Regions from separate parts of the Homo sapiens genome. Here all the other regions are linked to region 2. A link is a contact called in ENCODE Hi-C or POLR2A ChIA-PET data. All regions are on one chromosome and are shown on one strand. Each heading gives the region's core, a stretch centred on a gene start or an enhancer-like site at or near the end of the contact. The rest is flanking DNA. Distances are from core to core; before and after follow the strand shown. Region 1 overlaps AZI2 (5-azacytidine induced 2). Region 2 holds the start of SLC4A7 (solute carrier family 4 member 7). Region 3 overlaps CMC1 (C-X9-C motif containing 1).

Region 1 (4,493 bases), core at 254-2,753, 840 kb after region 2:
ATGTAGGTAAAGTAAAAAAAAAAAAAAAAACAGCCAAAAAAAAAAAGTTTTGTACAAATGCAATGGCCTAGAAAAAGACTACTTAAAAGCTATTATTTCACCACAGCCAGCACATTGGTAATACAGGTTTCTCCACTCCCTCCAGCTCAGCCTACCAGTGTGGAAAGGTAAGTTTATCCTTAGCTCAAGAAGGATGGCCAAGTGTAACTAAGGCTTGACTTCATGTAATTTTAGAAGAAACAGATTGAACGACATTATAAAATAAGTTCATTGTTTTTCCTGGGAGGGTGGATATGGATGGAGGAGAACTGGAAGTGTAGTGTTTGGCTTTGGAAAAAAGGTGATACAAAGGTCAGGAGAAAGGTGGTTCTAGTCTCATCTCTGTACTCCTCAAAGCAATGAGTTCTGTGTAAGGAGTGGTGACCTTGAGCCTACCACTGTCATAGGAAAAGTGCTAGAAAACTTATGTTCCAAAGCACCGAAAAATATTAATCAGCTAGGAAGGAACACAAGGATGAGCCATGTCCAAGTATGAAAAGAGCATTGCTCCTTTATTATTCTTTGGTAGTTCTATTTATCATGTAAACAAAGCTACATTGAAAACTCAATGCAGAATTACTCTGTGAGTCCCTTTATAGAGAGATCTTATTTGTACATTCAACCTTTGGTCTCATATATAACTCTGACCACTGGAAAACTCAAGGACAAAGTGAACCAAAAATTAAGCTGGACTTGCTAAAACACCATACTATTTTCCCTGATTTATATGTAACCAACTCTCTAAAAATGAAAAGGAGTTCTACATTCAATTTTCCTTCCCAAAATTTAACATTTTTCCTCACTAATAAACACTCCTGAGGAGAACTATTTATGACACAATCCTCTTGTGTCCTCTTTAAGACAATGTGAAATATAAATAAGTAATTTTAAACTAGATGGTGATAATCTTTTATAAAAAGTCCTATCTCATTTTTAAAAAGTAAATTTTAGGGCATTCAAATTTGTATCACACAACTTTTCAGAAATATACCTGTTATGTAATACTAGGTACAAATGTACTGATTTTTCTCCAAGGTATAAAAATAGCTTTGGCGAAAGTAGCTACTACTAGTTAACACAAAACTCAAGAAGTTAAATCAGTCAAGCAGTTAAATATGAAAGGCAAAGCAATGAAAATTTTTGTTTGGTTGAAGGGCATAAGGGGAGAACACCTAGTCTTCGTTGTAATCAGCTATATCCTTTATGGAAAGAAAAGCTTATAAGAAATGCAAAAACCCAAATAATGAATCAAAGTTTGTTTTCTTTTTCAAAACAACCTAAAAAGCTAGGTGTTTGGTGTATTCTGTAGCACTGGAATGAAAATTTGCTTTTGGTGTCTTTTTTTTTTTTTTTTCAAATATATGAAGTAGCTGTGGTAAAAGGTCAACTAGAGCAAACTTAACACCTCAGTCTTATACACATAAGCAACACTTGGCTGAGAAAAGCCACAAGGGGAAAAGAATACAGTACTGAAGAAAAAACACATCAGCAACACCTTTATGTGTGAAGTTGACCAGTATGAGACTGAAGCCAAAGCAGAGAATGGGTAGGCTGCGAATGTACTATATATACTTTGGCTTATCAATCTCTCATTTGATGAGATTTTGATAAGATATGACAGCTAGTTGCTCTTCAGGCAGTTTGGCTGGAATCAGTGGTTTCCGGTAAACAGTGACTTGCCTTTCTTGATTGCAGTTGAGGTTTTCAGTTTTCTTAGTAGTTCAGCTTGTACTTGAGTCACCAGATGTAAATTAGACATTTCTCTCTTCAGTTCCCAGTATGCATGCTGCATATTATCACTGAAATAAATTTTTTTACAAAAAGTTAATACTCATCATTCTTTTTTAGACAAAAGGGAATAACTTTAGAAATATGCAGATCAAGTTTCTGCTCCAATTAGTTTTGAGATGATGTAAACTGAAAAAAACAATTGAAAGATATTTAACTAGGGCATTAATAAGTGAAAAGATCTTGAAAGAATAACACTGTCCATCTGATATGTAGCAATTAACTATTATATTAAACGGTATAATAAAAATAAAATTATAACTGATAAGAGCTTCTTGCAGAGTCTCAGAACTGAGATTTCATTTTAGGCTGTAATGTGCAGCTATTAATTAGTAAGTAGTAAGAAATACATTCTTTATTTGCAAATCTGATTAAGAGTAAAGTTACATTCATTCAAATATGGATCAATTTGTATTTATCTTTTGATTGTTTTGACACTGTGAATTGAAATGATATATCAACTGCTGAATATATATCCAAGTCTACATTAAAATAAAATTTAGGTTTCATGCATTACATTCTTTATGTTTGACTGGGCTGTCTCATAATGTTGGTTCTAAACCAATGTGACATGACAGCACAAGACATGAAGAGCCAGATGATTTCCTGGTAAGGAAAAAGAAGCTAGAGAGGGAAGATTATATGAAACAGAAATAGAAACTTCAAAAATGCCTCTCCTGTTTTTATAATTAAAAGTATTTTACCTCAATTATCTAAGAAATTATAATTAGTGATTTTAAATCTAATTTTTATAGATTTTGTTTTCCATTAAACATTCATATTCAGACATTCATGATTTTCTTTTTTTGCTGCTTAATTGCCAACTAAATGAAATTAAAATCTTCAGCACATATTCTCATTTTGTTGTACAGGAATATCACAAAATATTAAATGTAAGACTAAATCTTATAACATTAAAAAAAAATTATTACCCCTTAGATACTAGTGTAATTTTAATAGTACAGAAATCAAACTAGACAAACGTGTCACCTTATGCTTCAATTTTTGTGTTGCCATAAACACTTAAACTTCAAAAGGATAACATTTTTGAAATCTAATATCTCAAATTACAGAATATAGTTTATATTTAATATATAATATATAAAATATTTTGAATTCTGTAAGGTGAAATACCTTTTTGTCAATAAACTTTACACTGCTTTTCAGAAAAATCTGCTTTAGTCTGTTGTAAACATCATTTGTTAAGTTGTAGTATATTAGAAATCAGAGCTCTTTGCAAGTTTTTAATAGGTGTCAAATAATTAGTTCACAAAATTAACCATGTCTACTTCACCAAAAAACATCTGAGTTGTTTGCTACAATGAATGTTTCACATAGGAACCTGTCTTAAGTGTGAAGAGAGTTGTTGGTTTCTTGGTACAATTCTAGGCATTCAGTATGCTTTCCGAAGAGTTACTCACATTATATAGCAGTAAGTGTAAACACTGAACATGTGCTAATTCATTCATTCAGTCATGGTATGAATAATACAGCTTAAAAATAGTTTATTATTGGTGCGAGACAGTAAATCAGTGCCTGTTTTAGAGAAAAGAAGAGCAAATACTGAAGACAGTTCTGAGTACTAAAATACACAGCTAGGCATGGAAATAAACAATTCTAGTAACGTTTACAGTGCCTAATAAAAACTTTTCAGTTCAATTTAATGAAGACTGCTTAAAACTTAGGTTTAGTTAAAAACTAGGTCACTGAGTTTAATACACATGTAGTCTTGTTTTTTGCTCTTAATGTAACCTGAATTTAAAACTACAGATAGACAAATCTAAAATTATTACTAAGTATAGCTCTCCCTCTTGTGGATAAGAAAATAACTGCAGTTAGTGTTTCCCACTTTACAGTTAACATTAAAAGTGCTACAATCTTCAAAGTGTGTAAAAAATTATTTTAAATTCTATCTACTTGAACAAAATGTTTAAACCATTATTTAAATGATATTGGAAAAGGCAAGTTGTCATCCCTAATTTTTAGCAGGCTTCCAATTAAACCTCTTATCTAGGTATTTCAAAGACAATGTATAGATTGTGACCTTCCTATCCTCACCGCAGTTCCCCAACTGGGAGTATAAAGTTTAGTTTTGCTTTAAATGCCACACAAGCAAAATGCTAGTAATATATATAGTTGTCTATAAAGAACTTATACAACTACTTAAAATATTGAAATGTTACACTGAAACTTCTCAAATGAGAACTCTAAAAACAGATAAAGCACAAATAATGATGGCTGAGCACTTATTATATACTAGGCACTTCACCTACATTGTCACACCAACTTGGTAAAGTGAGTAACCTCATTTTACACACGAGGAAATGGGTTGAGAAGTCTACTCCAGTCTGCCATGTTGCTGTTCAAAGCTGTCTTTCACTTAACCCGGTCTAATGACTGATCACTGCCCTTTTGGAGTAACATTTTTGATATCATCATCAATTACCAAGCACCTACAATATGCTGACTGCCAACACAATCTTATAAGTTTTATACTTCTCAGTATAAAACTTCACATCTCTGACTTTTAAGTGAAACCTGCATGTCCACAACTGAAGGAGGGAGTACATGTCCTGCTTACAAAGTGTAACAGCTAAAAGCCCAGCTTTCTTAATTGACACTATATATGGAACTCTTTAATACACAAATAACTATTCCTTGTATAA
Region 2 (4,255 bases), core at 1,552-4,051:
CGCCAATAGTTCCTCTTTCCTGTTTTCAAATCAGTTCAACCTACAGCTTTACTATTCTCCCATTCTATTCGTAGACTATATGCTAGTTTACTGTATTTGATTTCTATTATTGATTTATATATGTTAACAGTAGCCAAGCCTTATCTTCTCAAAGACTTAGGAGGTTTACCCTTCTAAAGTGCTCCCCTACCACGTCATTAACAGCAGTGTTTAATAATTCCTTTGTCATCTGTCTCCCAACTCAAATATCACTTCTATTAGGATAGAGTTGGGTAGGGTGCCATGGCTTACACCTGTAATCCCAGCACTCTGTGAGGCCGAGGTGGGTGGATCACCTGAGGTCAGGAGTTCGAGACCAGCCTAACCAACAGTGAAATCCCATCTCTACTAAAAATACAAAATTAGCCGAGTATGGTGGCACATGCCTGTAATCCCAGCTACTCGGGAGGCTGAGGCCGAAGAATCACTTGAACCCAGGAGGCAGAGGTTGCAGTGAGGCGAGATCAGGCCATTGCGCTCCAGCCTGGGTGACAGAGCGAAACTCCGTCTCAAAAATAAATAAATAAATATTAGGATGGAGTTGGTTCTGCCTTGTTGGCCACTACAGTAAATAGTGTAAATAATAGTTTAAATAGCATAAACACTAGTCTAAATAAGTGTTATTACAATGAATGAATGAATAACTTGGAGGGCAATGGCCTTATCACATGCTTTCTCTACTAGCTAGGCAGGCAATATTTGAGAACACACCATAGTTTCTATCCAGCTCCGTGAAAACTCGAATGCACTTTACTGCTCAATTGAAAATTTGCAAATAAATTTAAGAACAGACAACATCATACTTGAAATACACAGAGAAAGTACTATAAAACAGTTTATTCAAAGGCTACACAAAGAATTACAGAAGGCCAGGCGCGGTGGCTCACGCCTGTAATCCTAGCACTTTGGGAGGCCGAGGCGGGTGGATTGCCTGAGGTCAGGAGTTCCAGACCAGCCTGGACAACATGGCAAAACCCCGTCTCTACTAAAAATACAAAAAATTAGCTGGGCATAGTGGTGCGTGCCTGTAATTCCTGCTACTCCGGAGGCTGAGGCGGGAGAATCGGTTGAACCTGGGAGGAGGAGGTTGCAGTGAGCCGAGATCGCACCACTGCATTCCAGCCTGGGCGACAGAGCGAGACTCTGTCTCAAAATAATAATAATAATAATTACAGATTATTTAGGATGAGTTTCCAGTATTCCATTACCATCACTGTGAATTATCTTCCAATAACCACTGCTAAATGACTTCACTGTCTGGTGACTGAGTTTTCTTCTATGTTAGAGAACTTATATGAACGTACTGAACTAATGAATGACTACTTTCCATAACCTTAACTATAATCCTAAAAGTTAAAAGGGAAAGCCGGCAGGCAGTTTTAAAGACAACTCTTGAATAAAAACATAGGAGAAGTAATTTTCCTCTTAGTTGTGAAAGACCGGACAATTTTCCCTGCAACCTTCCCGCCTTTGCTGGTTGCATAGTAAAAATTAGAAGTAGGAAAATTTAGAATACTTCCATCTCCTTTGAGTCACGAACTTGGAAAGGAGAAAGAGACAACTGCGGGGACGCATGTGCTCTAAAGAAAGCAGGAAGTCCGCTTCTTGAGCATGGGCCGTTCACCCATCATCACAAATGGGAACACCGGCCTTAAGTCCATCCCCATTCTCTTCTAACCCTGAAATCAAAGCCAGTCTCAGTAGGAAACGCGATCTTGCTAGCTGAGTTAGAGAAGGAGCACCAGACAGCTCAGGACACCCTCCTCCTTCTACTTGGCCTGCGGCAGGAGGATACTCCCCGGGTCCCAGCCAGTGGAGAAGGCGGACCCGGCAGGCAACAGCGAAAGAGCCTTGGCCGGGAAGGAGCGCGGCCAGTCCACGCGGCCGGAGAACTCACCGAACAAAGCGCACCGCGGAGCGGGAGGGGACACTCGGAAAGAGGGGGAAAGATTCAACCAGCTCTTCACCACTGCCTGGGGCTAGAGACAGGTGGAGCCGCCGTCCTCCTTAGAAGGAGAAGAAAGATAGGTTTTCGAGGGCTAATCTGAAACTCCTGCGCCAAGGCAACCGGAACCGGGACCCCGCCTGGGGAGCGCGCTAAGAAACAGGGGAGGCGAGCGCTGAGGGAAGGGATGGATGGTCGGGGTCACAGGCGGCCTCTGCGGGGATGTCGGGGTCCCGCCTGAGCCGCGCAGAGGATGCCCGCGGCGCGCCGCCGGCCGCCCCGACTCGGGCCTCCCGAGCGCAGCCGCTGGCCCCCTCCCACCCGCGCCCCAGGCCGCCACACAAAGGGGATGGCGAGGCGCGCCGGCCGCCGGGAGGTGGAGGGGCGACGGGCCTGGGACGAGGTGGCCGAGCCGCGACGCCCGCCGCGCCCCCCGCCTTTGTCTGCCTCGCCCCGCGCCCTCCCCCTGCGGAGGAGCCCCACCGCCGCGGCGCCCTCACCCTGCTCGTTACCCGGGTGAGTAGCGGTCTCATCTGCTCGCCGGCCCCATCAGCCTCCATGGCCGGCCGGCCAGCCCGTGACGGCCGCTACGGTACTGCCCCGCGCGGTCTGCCTGCTTCTGCCGCTGCCCCTGCCGCCGCCGCCGAGCCCCCGGCGCGCGAGGACAAACGTGGGTGCGTCCGTGCGCGAGGTGTGCGCGCGTGGGGAGAGCCGGGCGCCGGGCGCGGGAGACGCGGGGCGTGCGTGTGCGCGCTGCGACTGCTGGGCTGGCTTTAGTAGGAGAGCGAGGCCGCGGCGTGGAACCTGAAGCTAGAACTGAGCGAACCGGCGGACCGAGCGGGAAGGAGGAGAGCCGCGTAGGAGGAGGGGTTCGGGGGCGGAGCCGCAAACCGTGACGAGCCCGGCGCCGGGGCCAGGCAAGACACGCCCCCCCGCCCCGCCTCCTCGGGTCACGCCCCCTGCCAGTCTGGCACCGCCAGCCTCCTCAGCGCGCCCGCGGGCCGCGCCGCTAGGCCACCGGGAGATGGGGCGGGAGGGAGGCGGGACGGACATTTGTCCCAGCCAATCGGCGGCTGGCGGACTTCCGCTCGCCTCCCCCGTGCCACCTCCTCAGGACGCACCGCCCCTCTTTGTATAAGCTTAATTGACCGAAGCTGAGCGTCTAACTAGTTTTTCAAGTCGGAAGCTCCCCTGACGTTCTCAATGGGGTGGGGGGTCACCACCTCCCTTGGCTCCTAACTACATTCTTTAGAGGCTGCAGGGAAGGAGGACGCCACCTCTGTCAAGGACGCCCAGGATAACCCTCCGAAGCAACTAACGAGTCTTCACGACTCCTGGAAGTTTCTTTTCTGTCAATCCAGTAGGCACGAACCCCAACTCAGGGACCGTGAAAGATGGGGTACACTTGACCAGGTGTCCTCCTGTGCTTGCTCGCCCACTGAGCACCACGACAGCTGCCACTTTTTTTTTTTTTTTTTTTTTTTTTGAGACAGAGTCTTGCACCAGCCCAGGTTGGAGTGCAATGGCATGATCTCGGCTCACTGCAACCTCCGCTGCCTGGGTTCAAGCTATTCTCCTGCCTCAGCCTCCTGAGTAGCTGGGACTACAGACGCGCGCCACCACGCCCGGCAACTTTTTGTATTTTTAGTAGAGACGGGGTTTCACCATGTTGGTTAGGCTGGTCTCGAACTCCTGAGCTAAGGTGATCCACCAGCCTCAGCCTCCCAAAGTGCTGGGATTACAGGCATGAGCCACCACACCCGGCCAGCTGCCACATTATTGAGTCCACCCTGTAGGCCGTCTCTCAAATATCCCTTCTGTAACGGGATGATTGTAATACCTGCCATGCAGGCTCATTGAAGGATTAAGGGGATTTATATTCATAAAAGTGCCTGGCACATAGCATGCTGATAATTTTCATTATTGTTAACAGGTTTCTCTTGAGTGTTTCATAAAGATGAGAAATTTGGCCGGGCGCGGTGGCTTACGCCTGTAATTACAGCAGTTTGGGAGGCCGAGGCGGGCGGATCACCTGAGATCAGGAGTTCGAGACCAGCCTGACCAACATGACGAAACCCCGTGTCTACTAAAAATACAAAAATTAGCCAGGCATGGTGGCAGGCACCTGTAATCCCAGCTACTCAGGAGGCTGAGGCAGGAGAATCGCTTGAACCCAGGAGGCAGAGGTTGCAGTGAGCTGAGATCACGCCACTGCACTCCAGCCTGGGTGACAGAGCTAGACCCTGTCTCAAAAAAATAAAAAATAAAATA
Region 3 (4,450 bases), core at 1,163-3,662, 810 kb after region 2:
TACATTATGGTTTTTAAAAAGACCCCTTAATCTCTTTATTGCCTTTCTGTAGGAATGTACTTATTTGTCAAGATTCGTCTAAAAATGTGGTCTCCAGAAATGAACATAGATGTGCTGTGAGCTCCTTGCAGTTGTGATTGCGACACTGATAATTAAGATTGGTTTAGTTGTTCTGTTGTACTTCATCAAATTGTTGATTCACATTGAATTTATCAAACGTCATTCTATTCTAAAATGTGAAAGTATTTTTAACTTAAATGTAGGAATTCGCATGTATCCAGGTAAATTTTACCTTTAAACATTTTTTTGCTCTGGTTGTCCATACTATTGAGAGTATTTTGAATCTCCAATCAGTTCTCTCTTGTATCTATATATGCTAAACATACCTTTAATGATTTCCTATACATCTCTAAATAGTAATTTTGTGGGAACGTTAAGTGCAGTAGTTCTATTACTTTGCATCCTTTTAATTTCATATAGTTCTGTTTTCTTCCCCGTGTCTGCCTGGGTGACATGAGAGATTAAAGACTGTGGTTGTTCTGTGTATGGGCTCAAGCTGGATGGAGGAGTTGATATTAGAGAAAAGAGAAGCTTTCCATTTGATTAAGCTACAAATAGAGGGACTTTTTTTTTTTTTTCGAGTGGCTGGGGAGGTGACAGAATGGGAAGCATCAAAGGGAACTTTGGCAGAACTTGGTAATTGAAGAGAAAACCACTGAAGAGAAGCATGATGATGCCAGGAGTTTGATTTCAAATGATTTGTAAGAAACAGTGAACCAGGACACATTAAGTTTGAGGTAGATGGTTGTAAGATATCAAGAAGATACTCATCTTTAACGAAAATTTGCTTTTGAGGCTTATGTTCTAGATTTTAAAACAAAACACACAGTCTTTTAAAAATATTCTTTCTTTTTTTGAGATGGAGTCTTGCTCTGTCACCTATCCTGGGGTGCAGTAGTGTGCTCTCGGCTCACTGCAGCCTCTGCCTCCTGGATTCAAGTGGTTTTTCTGCCTCAGCCTCCTAAGTAGCTGGGATTACAGATATCCACCACCATGCCTGGCGAATTTTTGTATTTTTAGTAGAGACCGAGTTTCACCATGTTGGCCAGGCTGGTCTCAGACTCCTGAGCTCAAGCGATCCGACTGCCTCAGCCTCCCAAAATGTTGGGATTACAGGCATGAGACACCATGCCTGGCTAAAAGTATTCTTTTTTTTAACTTGAAAACCTGTGTAGTTCTGTAAAATCTTTGTTAACTGTCTTCCTAAGACCTTTTATATTTTACATATAGCATTAAATTTGAACTATATGGATTTCAAATAAAAGAAGAGAATAATTGCTATTTTCGAAGAACTCATTTTAATTGGTTAGAGTAAATATGAAGGCAGTGATTTTTGTAAAATGGCCTTTAACATATTAATGTCTGGTTATGTAGAAAGTGCTGTAACAGGATCATCTGTTCTACTATAACTTCATGTATGCCTATTAATGATACATAACTGTGGAGCAATAATGTAAGTGAGCTCTGTCAAAAAAATTACATAAATGAATTGCAGTCAGGAGAACCTTACTCAGTGGTTATGTATACAAAATTTACCCCCCCTTGATATGAAAAAATTTTTTATAATTGCTTTATTTTCTTACGGAATAGGCTTCTAAAGTTGCGAATTGTATTATTGTTAAGTAGCAAAATTTGGGGGTAGTATTTCCTTTTTGTCATGTGAAATAAATTTTTCTCTTTTACAATACAGGACAAGTAAATTTTTGTGAAACATTGCAGATGTTAGATGGATTTGGGAGAATTTTCCAAACTAAGTGGACGAACTTATATAGCTACATAAATAGTAGTGAGTACCAGAAGTTTATTAATTTGCTTATATTACATAAAAATAAAATGCTTTAGTCATGAGTTAAAAAGCTAATGGAAACTCATGTAGGCAAGTTAAAGTCAACATAAAGTAATAATACCAGAAATCCTAAATTTGCTGTATTTCAGTCATTTTTATGAATTAAAAAAATCTTTTTAACTTGTGGTTCTTTATTTTTTCCATTTTCGCTTTAGGAAATTTGTTTGTGTTCATTGAGTTGGGTAAAATAGAAGACTTAGGTTCTTAGTGCATTTTGATATGACTCCTTCTAGATTTGTCATTCTAAAACATCAGACAGGATTCGGGTTGCCTATTACTCAGAACTAGTTATATTAGAACTCAGGCTTTGGGTATTAACTGAACCCTTCTTTCTTTGTTACCCATAGAGAAGTTACAGAGATGCTTAGTTTACAGTGCTGATCATTATTGTTATTTTTTTTAAAACAAAACAAAACAATCTGTAGACAGGAAGGAGCAAAGAATGCAGTGTTCACGCTGTGCTACCCCAGAAATACCTTTAGTGAATAATGTTTTTCTAACAGACTCATTTTAACGTGAGCTCGTTTTTACTCTTAAGTGTGTAAGCCATTTTTAATGTATGTCTTTTGTCTCCTTAGCCTTTACTTTCATTTTAGTGACATTGTGAAATTAAGCCCTGTCTGATTCCCACAAGAGTAACTTAGGTACTTTTACATTAGCGTTAGTAGCTATGCCTTCTCTTTAGACTAGGCTACCTTACCCATGTTGTGTTTAGGAATTCGTATGAAAATTTATTCTTATCTACAGTTATTTTTTTCTTCATGCCCATTTTCCTTGAAAATATTTAAAAAATATGTCTTGTATAGAATTAGAAACTTCAGTATCGGTATCACATCACTGGCTATAAAAACTATGTTACTGATTTATTTACTTCCTTTAAGTTTTTCCCCAAAAATCTCCTTAGAGGGGCCTACCTGGATGACCCTACTGAAAATGTAACCTACTAGGTCCTTCCTCCTATAACTTCCTACACCCCTTAACTTCTCTCTCTTTTTCTGTAACTCTTACCACATTGTAACATACTGCTCAATACTCCTTTTAGAATAAGAGATCCTGGTTTGTTTTACTCATATATCCCTAGAACCTAAAACAGGCTTGGTACATAGAAATGTTCAGTAAATATTTAACAAAAGAATGAATTAAGAATATACAGTTTCCCTCGGTATCCACAGGGGATTAGTTACAGGATGCCCGTCCTTCTCCAGGAAGCCAAAACCTAAATCCCATGAATACTGTATTTTTTATCTGTGTTTGGCTGTGGATATGGAACCCACAGATAAGGAATGGTATTTATTGGGGGGGAAAAACCCATGTATAAGTGGACCTGTGCAACTCAAACCCATGTTGTTCAAGGGTCAACTGTATCATCTGGGTTATATTTCTCCTATTATATAGAATAAGAATTTTCATGCCCTAAACCAGTTACTTTCAGTTTCTTTTCACCTGGTCCATAGTAAGAAATACAGTTTAAAATACAACCCTGAGTACACATACATATGAACAGATTGTTAGAAATCTGAATTACTCTCTTCCCCCAGCTGTTGTAAGACTAAACAGGCCAGGAATTATGCATATATTCAGTAAACTAGAATGTGACAGATACTTCCTATGAAAAAATGTAATGCTGAGACTCCTTAAATGGTTTGTTGATCACCATTGTAACCATGTAATATTTTATACTAAAACCAGATGACTTAGGAAATAACTTCCTGTTTGACATTAAAAAAATATGATTCTTTAGTTTTAAAGTTTATACATTTTTGAGGAAGCTCTTTTTAGCTTAATGTCAGCAAAGCAGCTGCTGCTTGAATTTACTTTCTAAAACACTGAATTATTCATTTCCATAAATAAAACTTCCTTAGTAATTATTTAGCATTAATTTATTTCTCTTTATTTCAGTCAACCCTGTTGACATTCTGTTTTAAAATTAAAAATATTCTTTGTGGAATTTAACAAATAAGACTGTGACAGCCACTTTCTTTACTTTCTTTTGTTTTCATAACAGGATTTCCAGATCCTGAGATGAGCTGTGTCTTATTATTTTTATTATTTTAATAAATGTTAAACTAATAAAATGTAGAACACAAGTAAATTCTTATTTAAAAATGTCTTCTAAGTAGCTTCTAAGATGAACTGCTATGATTATGACTTATTTAACATATATTGAATTCTAACAATGTAAACTTATTAGAAATACTTTAAATAATTATTTCATTGTATTCACCAATTGTTTAATAGAGTAATAGGGAAAAAAAGTAAGGTTTGTTGTTTTACATTTCTTGGCACTCTTCCATCTATTTTTGCAAATATGGGAATACCTCCTTGAATTTTGTGCTGCCTTTCTAGTAGCCTGTGGTGAGCCCTTCCACCTTCAAACTCTTATTAGTTATTTATGTGGCCTCTTTGGGCTATCAGTCTTTACTGCTGTGTGATATTTCTTGCCATCTTTCCAGAATTGCTGTTTTATTTATTTGTTTCTTTGTTTAATTTTAAATGTGTCACTGCCTTGCTGCTCCATTGGAGACTTCCTGAGGGCAACAGACA

What was found. Hi-C counts contacts between places; a loop is a spot of excess contacts on that map. ChIA-PET counts read pairs that join two places held with the same protein, here RNA polymerase II (POLR2A). Pooled maps may share reads with other maps.
Region 1: a map of CD8-positive, alpha-beta T cell shows a loop between it and region 2 (4-fold over the local background). The contact joins the enhancer-like site here to the promoter of SLC4A7 in region 2. A Hi-C loop is called at or near these places in 2 of 168 maps with a recorded cell type or tissue (CD8-positive, alpha-beta T cell and IMR-90), 2 of 37 single-sample maps with no recorded cell type and 16 of 50 pooled maps. POLR2A ChIA-PET finds 5 or more read pairs at or near these places in 4 of 52 experiments (H1, activated CD4-positive, alpha-beta T cell, activated T-cell and 1 more).
Region 3: a loop to region 2 is called in a pooled map, with 2.6 times the contacts of the local background. The contact joins the enhancer-like site here to the promoter of SLC4A7 in region 2. A Hi-C loop is called at or near these places in 4 of 50 pooled maps.

What each region holds. Positions count from the first base shown.
Region 1 is chr3:28,325,113-28,329,605 of GRCh38, forward strand. It overlaps AZI2 (5-azacytidine induced 2), which reads right to left. Exons shown (of 8, transcript NM_022461.5): 7 at 1,720-1,838. CMC1 (C-X9-C motif containing 1) reads left to right here. Exons shown (of 4, transcript NM_182523.2): 4 at 1-30. Among named protein-coding and RNA genes, the nearest start is that of ZCWPW2, 21 kb to the right of the region's middle. Within about 2 kb of position 1,504, at least 3 of the 41 ENCODE cell types and tissues checked have a DNase peak (open chromatin) inside an H3K27ac peak, as active enhancers do; they include CD8-positive, alpha-beta T cell, where a contact is called at or near this core.
Region 2 is chr3:27,481,583-27,485,837 of GRCh38, forward strand. SLC4A7 (solute carrier family 4 member 7) reads right to left here and starts at 2,802. Exons shown (of 26, transcript NM_001321103.2): 1 at 2,485-2,802. The coding sequence starts at 2,544. RefSeq lists enhancers at 1,541-1,600, 1,761-1,970, 2,001-2,060, 2,076-2,852, 3,331-3,460 and silencers at 2,231-2,300, 2,331-2,690, 2,721-3,200.
Region 3 is chr3:28,292,684-28,297,133 of GRCh38, forward strand. The region is part of intron 2 of CMC1 (C-X9-C motif containing 1); the gene reads left to right. Among named protein-coding and RNA genes, the nearest start is that of CMC1, 53 kb to the left of the region's middle. Within about 2 kb of position 2,413, at least 2 of the 41 ENCODE cell types and tissues checked have a DNase peak (open chromatin) inside an H3K27ac peak, as active enhancers do.